Regions from separate parts of the Homo sapiens genome. Here region 1 is linked to region 2. Evidence: read pairs that join two places in POLR2A ChIA-PET (ENCODE). Cell type or tissue: MCF 10A. All regions are shown on one strand. Each heading gives the region's core, and the rest is flanking DNA. Links, peaks and the distances in the headings are about the cores only. Region 1 has its middle 85 kb from the start of PAPOLG. Region 2 overlaps PUS10 (pseudouridine synthase 10).

Evidence for each region. ChIA-PET counts read pairs that join two places held together with the same protein. Peaks named below come from ENCODE experiments on the same cell type or tissue, not always from the same donor. Only the 100,000 strongest peaks of a DNase experiment are listed, where the experiment ranks them.
Region 1: POLR2A ChIA-PET joins it to region 2 with 5 read pairs; 3 of 35 experiments call an interaction of 5 or more read pairs at or near these places.

The regions. Positions count from the first base shown.
Region 1 is chr2:60,668,097-60,673,476 of GRCh38, forward strand. No RefSeq gene overlaps it. Among named protein-coding and RNA genes, the nearest start is that of PAPOLG, 85 kb to the right of the region's middle. In MCF 10A, for the core only: no CTCF peak of the experiment used is centred there; no DNase peak of the experiment used is centred there.
Region 2 is chr2:60,956,646-60,962,025 of GRCh38, forward strand. PUS10 (pseudouridine synthase 10) reads right to left here. Exons shown (of 18, transcript NM_144709.4): 10 at 4,818-4,903; 11 at 3,747-3,872. Among named protein-coding and RNA genes, the nearest start is that of PEX13, 58 kb to the right of the region's middle. In MCF 10A, for the core only: no CTCF peak of the experiment used is centred there; DNase peaks (open chromatin) are centred at 1,306, 2,376 and 5,026.

The sequences.
Region 1 (5,380 bases), core at 163-5,162, 290 kb before region 2:
TGCCTCAGCTTCCCAAGTGGCTAGGATTACAAGTGCCCACCACCACGCCCAGCTAATTTTTTTTTAGTAGAGATGGGGTTTTGCCATGTTGGCTAGGCTGGTCTCAAACTCCTGACCTCAGGTGATCCACCCACCTTGGCCTCCCAAAGTGCTGGGATTACAGGCATGAGCCACCATGCCCAGTCCCTTTCCCAATTTTATAGCTCTATAAAGCTGGATTTTCTTCATATACTTCAGCAAAACATCTCACAAGAGATTAAAAGCAGAAACAGATACGAGAATCTGGATGCCTTTTACAAAATGAGACATTAAAGATATTTGCAAACATATAAAACAATACCATTCTTCTCAATTTTATTTTTGAAAATAGTTACTTTTTGAAAAAAGTTATTTATATTAACATGTATTGTGGGGTTTTTTCGTTTGTTTGTTTGAGATGGAGTCTCGCTTTGTCACCCAGGATGGAGTGCAGTGGCTCGATCTTGGCTCACTGCAAGTTCCGCCTCCTAGGTTCATGCCATTTTCCTGCCTCAGCCTCCTGAGTAGCTGGGACTACAGGTGCCTGCCACCAGGCCCGGCTAATTTTTTGTATTTTTGGTAGAGACGGGGTTTCACCGCGTTAGCCAGGATGGTCTCTATCTCCTGACCTCGTGATCCGCCCATCTTGGCCTCCCAAAATGCTGGGATTACAGGCATGAGCCACCATGCCCGGCCACATCGTGTTTTTTTAAAAATTAATTAACATTTTTATGTATCCTTTATTGTGTCTAATATGATAAATAACAATGGAATAATTCACATAGATTAAAGCTTCTTTGAGTCTTCAATAATCTTTAAGAGTCCTGAGAACAAAAAGTTTGAGAACTCCTGATCTAGTTCAACATTTACCAAGAGTATTCTGGAAGTTAATGTTTTCTTTCCAAAAAAGGATTCTAAAGCCAAAATAAGTTTGAAAATTCCTTTGTTTAAAAAAATGTTATATATAGGCCAGGCAGGGTGGCTCACACCTGTAATCCCAGAACTTTGGGAGGCCAAGACGAGAGGATCACTTGAAGCCAAGAGTTCGAGACCAACCTGGTCAAGAGAGTGAGACCCCCAGGAGTTCGAGACTAGCAGCGCCAACGTGGCAAAACCATGTCTTTACTAAAAATGCAAAAAAATTAGCCAGGTGTGGTGGCGGGCACCTGTAATCCCAGCTACTCGGGAGGCTGAGGCAGGAGATTCGCTTGAATCTGGGAGGCAGAAGTTACAGTGAGCCAAGATCACGCCACTGCACTCCAGCCTGGGCAACAGAACAAGACTCCATTTCAAAAAAAAAAAAAGAAAAAAGATAGTGAGACCTCATATCATTAAAAAAATGAAGAAGAAGAAAAATGTTATATATATGTGTGTGTGTGTGTGTGTGTTCTATATACACACACACGCAACTGCACTTATTTGCTTCAAGACTCTGAGCCTATTATGTGCTAATGGACATTGTGATGCCCTACTGCGAGATGATGGCATGTAGATTTCCCCAAATGTACCTGACCTTTAGTTCTTCATTCATGGAATACCTATTAACATTTTAAAGACTAGTTTTTCAGCCAGGTGCAGTGGCTCACGCCTGTAATCCCAGCACTTTGGGAGGCCGAGGCAGGCAGATCACGAGGTCATGAGTTCGAGGCCAGCCTGGCCAACATAGTGAAACCCCGTCTCTACAAAAAATACAAAAATTACCCAGGTGTGATGGCACGTGCCTATAGTCCCAGCTATTCGGGAGGCTGAGGCAGGAGAATCGCTTGAACCCGGGAGGCGGAGGTTGCAGGGAGCTGAGATGGTGCCATTGCACTCCAGACTGGGTGACAGAGTGAGACTCCATCTCAAAAAAAAAAAAAAAAAAGACTAGCTTTTCTTGGACTGCATTTTGAGAAATGCTGATCTAGTACTACCTCCTCATTTTGCAGGGGAAACTGAGTCACAGAGAACTCTCAGAGAAATAGCGCCATAAATTATACTACTAATTGGTGGCTATACAGAGACTAGGAGTCAGGTGTTCAGACTGCCAGTCTAGCCGGACATGGTGGTCCCAGCTACTCGGGAGGCTGACGTCAGAGGATTACTTGAGCCTGGGAGGCAGAGGTTGCAGTAAGCCCAGATCAAGCCACTGCACTCCAGCCTGGGTAACAAAGTAAGATCCTATCAAAAAAAAAAAAAAAAAAGAAGGCAATAAGGGAAGGAAGGGAGGGAGGGAACAAAGAGACTATAGGCCGAGCATAGTGGCTCACCCCTGTAATCTCAGCACTTTGGGAGGCCAAGGCAGGCAGATTACCTGAGGTCAGGAGTTCGAGACCAGCCTGGCCAAAATGGCAAAACCCCATCTCTACTAAAAATATAAAAATTTGCCAGGCGTGGTGGGGCATGCCTGTAATCCCAGCTACTCAGGAGGCTGAGGCACAAGGATTGCTTGAACCTGGGAGGTGGAGGTTGGCGTGAGCCAAGATCACGCCACTGCACTCCAGCCTGGGCCACAGAGTGAGACTCTGTCTCAAAACAAAACAAAACAAAAACAGACTGCCAATCTAGCATTCTCTCATTCATTAGAACCTGGAAGCCTCCCCCATCCCCATCCTCACTGAAAGGGATTACAGCCCAAATTTCAGTTTATTTTCACCATCCAGGGCTTCTAATCTGTTACCTTTGAGAGATAATCCTATAAAATGCGGCAGAATGTAGATTCCAAAACCTGCAGAGATTACATTTTATGGGAGGGGAATTATCTCTGTGATCCAATTAACACAGCAAGCGACAGGGGAAAAACATAGGCTTTAGATTAGTGTTGGGGGGAGGAATCAGGACATTCTGCAAGTTAATTCATATTAACAGGTTCAAAAACCTCTGAAGTACATTTATAATTTCCTAAATCCTAATCATTAATCTGCATTGTGAACTGATAGCCTTTGGAAAGAATATTACAACTATGAATCATATGTTTCTTGTTTTGTTTTGTTTGAGACAGTTTCACTCTTGTTGCCCAGGCTGGAGTGCGGTGGCTCCATCTCGGCTCACTGCAATCTCCGCCTAACAGATTCAAGCGATTCTCCTGCCTCAGCCTGCCGAGTAGCTGGGATTACAGGCTCCCGCCACCATGCCCGGCTAATTTTTTTGTAATTTTAGTGGAGACGGAGTTTCATCTCGTTGGCCAGGCTGGTCTCAAACTCCTGACCTCAGGTGATCCACTTGCCTCAGCCTCCCGAAGTGTTGGGATTACAGGCGTGAGCCACCGTGCCCCGCCAAATCAAATGTTTTTAATGTTTGCAATTTTCTTTATGAATGTCCTAGTTTCCTTCGAAAGTTGAGTACATTTCTCCTCTCAAATGATGAGTTTATAATTCACATTTCCCTCTTCATCTTGGCTACCAGGAAGCTTTGAATCAGGTTAAACACACATCAAGATAATCAAATCAACATTTGGCAGGTGATTCCCAAATTCCTAGGTGTGGGAATTTATTTATGTCATATAGATTAGCTAAATAAACCTTCCCCTCTCAGTGGGTCACTTTTGTCATCTGTTGAGCCAAAATGAAATGGTCACTATCAAATTCCCTTTACAATCTTCCCAGGTCTCCAGGCAACTTCCTGTCCAAGTTCATGGTCGTAGCTGCTGAGAATCAAGGTGTCCATCAGACGGTTACTCTGCCTTCCCTTTCAGTATCTCCTATGCTAATATGATCAATAATTATGCAGAGGGCAATAATATTAAACTGCTTTTACCCCCTGAAGGAAATGCTTATGTGCTCAGGATTGCCTGCATTTTCTGAGTATATTCCAAAATCTCTGAAGATTTTATTCATGCAAGTTAAGTGTGACCTTCAACTAAACTCAAATCTATAATTTAAAGTGGCCTCTTTGACTCAAAATCCTCTCCATTTCAATGCCAAATGGATCATCAGCTGCTCTCCAAGTAATACTCGCTCCAGAGGAAGGTTCCAGCTACTGATCGACACACATTTTTGCATTTCTACTCACAGACTTAAGTTCTGCTCTCCAATATGTGACTGTAGCTTAATTGACGGAGGAATGCAAAAAGAGATTTGGAGGCGTCTGACTACTGTCGACTCACTGACTTCCCTCAGAGAATTCTTTCACTTGTCTTTTAAATTTTCCTTTCTTGTCAAAATTGCAGGTGCAGATAAATGCTGGAATCTTATTTCAATCAGAAAGTGCCAAGAACAAGAAAAGATGGAGAATTTTGATTGTCGTTGAGGACAGAGCCTCAAACAGCTGGAGGCCTTCCATTCTCTTTTAGCTTCCATCCATCTAAGAAAAAAAATGCACCAAGGATTTCACTCAATTTGTGCAGAAATATGAGGAAATTCACACTGAAATGAAGAACTGCATTCCCAAAATAGCGTTAACCTAGAACAGCACAGCACTGATGGGGGAATAAGAGACCTTGGATGTGGTGGGTCCAACCTTTGGTAAAAGGTCCAGGGGATGCCCCAGAAGGGATTCCTGTGTGACAGTTAGCTGATGATACATTGGCCTTTCCTTTCAGGGAAGCTTAGAGCCAGCTTAGGGATTCTCACCTCAGCCAGATTTTCTTTCTCCAGACAAATGTGTATTTCAGACAACTTCTAAGTAAATCTGGAAATGATTATGAAAAAGGAAAAATAAAATCCAACAAAAGCCTCTGACTTAGTTATCATTCAGAGTCTGTCCTCCAGGGTGGGTCTAACGATTTGTCCCAGGGTCCACCACAGAGCCTGCCCATGGACTTGCTGTGGTGGGTGTTTTAGGGATTTGAAAGGTTCTGTTTCCATGCTGTCTCCCAACTACTCTGGACCCAGGTCCTCAGCATCAGGGACTGTGTTTGATGGCTTATATATCTCCAGCCTCTGGCCCAACTGCTGGCATATAGTAGATGCTCAATAATGAACTGAAGGCTGGGCACAGTGGCTCACATCTGTAATCCCAGCACTTTGGGAGGCCGAGGCAGGAGGATGGCTTGAGCCCAGGAGCTTGAGACCAGCCTGGGCAACACAGGGAGACCCCATCCCCACACAAAAAAAATTTTTAATTAGCCATGCATGGGGGCCTGTGCCTGTAGTTCCAGCTACCTGGGTGGCTAAGGCAGGAGGATCAAGGCTGCCTCAAGCTGTGATCACACCACTGCACTCCAGCCTGGGTGACAGAGCAAGACCCTGTCTCAAAAAAAAAAAAAAAAAAAAAAAGAGTTGAAACGTAGCTCTTTGGTGAATATTTATTTATGTACAAAAACACTAGAATCGGCCAGGCGTGATGGCTCACACCTGTAATCCCAGCACTTTGGGAGACCGAGGAGGGCAGATCAAGAAGTCAGGAGATTGAGACCATTCTGGCTAACATGGTGAAACCCCAT
Region 2 (5,380 bases), core at 122-5,121:
AAAGGAGAAGCCATATTTACTGATCTTTTAGAAAAATGTTTCAAACCAGGCTGGGTGCGGTGGCTCACGCCTGTAATCCCAGCACTTTGGGAGGCTAAGGCAGGTGGATCACGAAGTCAGAAGATCGAGACCATCCTGGCTAACTTGGTGAAACCTGTCTCTACTAAAAATACAAAAAAATTAGCTGGGTGTGGTGGCGTGTGCCTGTAGTCCCAGCTACTTGGGAGGCTGAGGTAGGAGAATGGCGTGAACCTGGGAGGCTGAGCTTGCAGTGAGCCGAGATCACACCACTGCACTCCAGCCCGGGTGACAGAGCGAGACTCCATCTCAAAAAAAAAAAAAAAAAAAAAAAAAAGAAAGAAAAAAAAAGAAAAATGTTTCAAACCTGAAAATTAAGGAAACATCCTTGGACTCCAGAGTGAGAGAAACCTGGGAGGTAAACCTGAAAACTTATTAGTGTGCAATTATAAATAGCAGCTGACAAAAAAGGAAAAGAAGCCACTCCCTTAAGTATTAGAAAATACATGCTTAAAACTTGGTTGAGTTTTTTCAACTCCCATTATGCCTTGTCTCATCCCCCTAAGAAACAGTATCAAGGGCAAGAATGATCAGGAACTATAAGTGGTTCAGCTAATCTGCAGTGGTCCTCGTGTGCTGATGCCTGGAACGCGATGCACAAGCCTTGGACAAAGGATGCTGCAAGACCCATGACACACCTGCCCCCTGGCTGGCTCATAGCATTTATGATGGGTGGAGCTGGCTAGTGGGGGAACATGTAGTACCCCCAGCCCAGGCACTGTGGTGCCCAGAGCAACACTGGGTTAACACCACTGGGATGGCTACCTGTCACGGCCTGTGTAAACATAACACGGTGCTGTACCTTTATCCCAGATAATCGGCAGAACGTAAAAGCAGCCCTGCAATGGGTCTCACGGGAGATTAAGACAGTCAAGGGTTTTACTGATGACCCCCTGCAGAGATGGCGGGCATCCCTAGGCTCTAGCCTACGCTGTGCCCTGGTAGACATAAGTAGCATAGCTGGGATCCTAGTGGTGATCTGTTGCTCTCTGTATTGTTGTTGTGAGTTATGGACTCAGGGCTCTGCCCTATGGCCGTGTGTCCCTGCCCAGAGGACACCCTCAGCCCAGGGGGTGGAGTATAAGGGAAATGGCTGTGTTTTAGTCAGGAGTAGACTGAGGCAGGCTTCCAGCACAGCATGACTCAGTAGGTTTGGTGCACAGGTGCACAACCCCACACATTATGTAACCATGCCACGTGAGGCACATTAGGTGATCACTCACATGAACTTTTGCTTGGCTCGGAGCCACTATTGTCTGTAAAAGGTATAACTACCCTGCTGATGCTGTACATATGTCTCGTGCCTGGGCTTTTGCCCAGAGAGAGAGAATAAAGCCATGTCCAAAACTCCCTAAGATTCCTTAAGTGTTCTTTCAGCTGCCCACCACTCATCCGCCCACTCCTCTCGGTCTTCAGCTTGGGCTGGAACCTGACACTTGGCGTGACAGGTGGCCCCAAAAAGAATCCAAATGAAACTTTTTGTGCTAACGCTTTATTTTCATCCCTTCATAACCTGCATAAGTCTTATGTGATAATCCATTTGTAAATACCAAATTAAGCGGGTAAAAGCTCATGGCAAAGCCCAGGGTCTTTACTGCTAAGATTTTGGAAAATATTAGGGTGCTGGTATACTCTTTTTTCCATTCAGTAAACAATTCTTAAAGACCCTTAAAGAAGGGCCACCTCTGTGATAGGCAACAAATTATAAGAGGGATGTGGTTTGAAGTGTTTCTCTTTCCTCCTTGCAAGTCAGGGAGCTGGAAGGGTCAGCCATGTCTCATCTAGACCATGTGTTTGTCATTATCAAAGCATGCTTATCTTAAGGTCTTTCAGAGAGAAGGATGGATTTCTAGCTGGTCTGTCACAAAAAGGTTTTCTGGCTGAGTGTGGTGGTTCACGCCTGTAATCTCAGCGCTTTGAGAGGCCAAGGCAGATGGATTGCTTGAGCTCGGGAGTTTGAGACTAGCCTTGGCAACATGGCAAAACTCCATCTCCACAAAAAATACAAAAAAATTAGCCAGGCATGGTGGCACATGCCTGTAGTCCCAGCTACTTGGGAGGCTGAGGCAGGAGGATTGCTTAAGCCCAGGAGCTAAAGGCTGCAGTGAGCCGTGATCACACTACTACACTAGAGCCTGGGCAACAAAGTAAGACTCTGTCTCAAAAAAAAAAGGTTTTCTAATTATACTAGGAGCCTCATTCCAAAGAGTAATATCATCCATGCCCTGCAGTTTTTCCTGACGTGTAACACCATTTCCTGCAATTGAAATCACAAGACATTATGCTGCCTTTGACCTGACAGGCCTGTTGAGACAAGGAAAACATAAACCTGATGGAACCTGACTCATCCCATGAACCTGGGCTCGTTAATACCTAAATTCAAAAACATTACAGCTGCCATTCAGTCTTTGTAAAATGGCTGCTGTTGATTTACTTTCTCTAGGCCTGAACTTTATTCCAGGACACTTTACAGGTTAAGAGAGAAGCCAAACACTTGCCAGTGATTACTCTTGAAGAAGCACTGGATGTGGAAGATGTGTTTTAATTTCCTCATATTCCCCCAAAGAGGCCAAGGCTGAGGTGTACCAAGGTCAGGGCTTAGGTGCATTCATTTAAAGTAGTTTCAGTTGTTTTGAATTTCCCCAGGAGAGAACAGTCATTTTTCAAATTTATTTTTTATTTTTTTAGGCAGAGTCTCACTCTTTCGTCCAGGCTGGAGTGCAGTAGTGCGAGCTCAGCACACTGCAACCTCTGCCTCCTGGGTTCAAGCGATTCGTGCCTCAGCCTTCCAAGTAGCTGGGACTATTGGTGCGCACCACCATGCCCAGCTGATTTTTGTATTTTTAGTAGACACAGGGTCTCACCATGTTGCCCAGGCTGGTCTTGAATTCCTGGCTGCAAGTGATTCGCCCGCCTCAGCCACCCAGAGTGCTGGGATTGCAGGTGCGCACCACTGCACTCGGCAGAGCAATCATCTTGAGAGAGGACAGGCAGATATTCTCGAGTGCCTTGGCTGAAATCCAGCCCAGGCCAGCGGCACCCAGAACATGATGCCATAGGCACAGGAAGCCTATGGCCAAGAGGCCCAGACTTGGTAGTGATTAACAAAATATAGAAATCTTTCCTGCCACCCCCAAGAAATCTATTCATGAATGTCAGTGTATTAAATATATGGCCAAGTGCAGTGGCTCATGCCTATAATCCCAGCACTTTGGGAAGCCCAGGCAGGAGGATCACTTGAGCCCAGGAGTTCGAGACCAGCCTGGGCAACATAGTGAGACCCCCCAATCTCTAAAAATATGTTAAAAAATAACCGAGCATGGTGGTGCATACCTGTGGTCCCAGCTACTCAGGAGACTGAAATGGGAGGGTTGCTTGAGCCTGGGAGATTGAGGCTGCACTCCAGCCTGGGTGACAGGCTCTCTCAAAAAAAAAAAAAAAAAAAAGAGAGAGAGAATAAAATATGAAGATTAGGTCAGGTGGGGTGGCTCATGCCTATAATCCCAGGACTTTAGGAGGCCAAGGTGGGCAGATCGTTTGAGCCCAGGAAGTCAAGGCTGCCATAAGCTGTGATCGTGCTACTGCAATCTAGCCTAGTTGACAAAGCAAGCCCCTATCTCAAAAAAAAAAAAAAAAAGAAAGAAAAGTATGAAGATCGTAACACTTACTCTCTGCTTTAAATACTGCCAACAGATGATCTGAAATTAATTCTTCCACTGAAGATTCCAGCTTCCTTTCTCCATCAATTATCCAAGGAGTTTGTGGTAGATTCCTGGAGTATTTATTATATCTCCCTGAGAAAGAAATAATCAGATAGCCTGGATGGAATGGAGTAATTAACATGGTAGGATAAAAAGAGAAGCAACAACTATAAGGGCCAATATCCTAAGTGCTACGATATAAAACAAGGCCTATCCTTTACCTAACTAACAATCCAATTTGGAGACCTGGGACATATACATGTAGATAATTAAATAAAAAGGTTTAAAGTAACAATAAAATAGATGGGTAAATATATGATATGAATGGTACATCAAATGAGTTTGAAAGGAATGCTCAATATATTTAATTTGATTGGCTGACTAAACAAGTTATATAATATTATGAATATACCAAGGATAAAAAAAAAAAAAAAAAAACGCAACCAAACTTGCTTTTACACCTGATGAGTAAAGCTACAGTAAGGCAGGTAGCTTTCATTGCCCTAGGATAGGATATTATAGTCAAGGCTGAAGAGCAATTTCACTTCAGCTATTACTATAAAACAGTTGTAACTTTCAAACAAAAATTTGTCTGCCAGATTACCTTTTAGGAAAGTCAATGAACAATTTCTTTCCAGTGGAAGCCAAGTGTTTAGTCATTTTGGAGATAATAAGTTATTTTTTCAAGTTTGCTTTTATGTTATAAAATAGCCTCTGTCCTGCTGTTTTTCTCCAAACCAGTTTTGGGTCTCTGCATCTACCCATATTTCTACTTGGCCATCTCTGATGAGAACTATTAAAACCTAGGAAGTGTCATTTCCCTTTGGCATGGCATTTAAAATAACTGATCTCCTAAGTGATCCTTTAGAATGCCCACAAAACCTAAAATAAGTTTGGCTATTGATTCTACTTCTCAAGAGAGTAAACTTATTAGAATCTAATAACAACAATAAGAATAAAATAGAACAGGAGTCAGCTGAGTTTTTAGAAAGGAGAGTACGTTCACAGTGTATGTATATTCTAGACTAAATATTTTACCAGCCACAAAAACAGCACCATGAGCACATTCAATTTCAAGAACAGCGCATACAGCCTTTGGTGAGTTTGGAGGACAAGGAAACTGCCTGCAAAACAAAATAAATTTTATAGCTATTTTCCAGACATAATATTGAATCACAAAACTTAGATGAATCAGCATTGTCTGAGACATACACAGAGCCCAAGTCTCTCTCTAACTTTTAGTTTCGCAACAATACAGGTCTTGCAGGCCTGTGGAGTAACAATTTTAACATATGAGAGTGGCACTAAGTAAATAAGGGCTCTGCTGCTACCTTTCACCTTCGGGAGGACTTATCTTCCGAGGCAAAAACTGCAATTACTTTTGCACCAACCTAATACTTTCCAATAGCCTCAAGATTTGAGGGAAAAATCCATACATAGGAAGTGGAAGCCCCTTCAGGCTCTTTAACCATTTTGCTGTCCATGGTCATGTGCAGTTTACTGCTGACTCTACCCCCCTTATCACATCATCGTTTGAAATGTATTGAAGGATCTTCTGGAAAGAAAACTTACAGTAATATTTTATTTAATAAAATGAATGT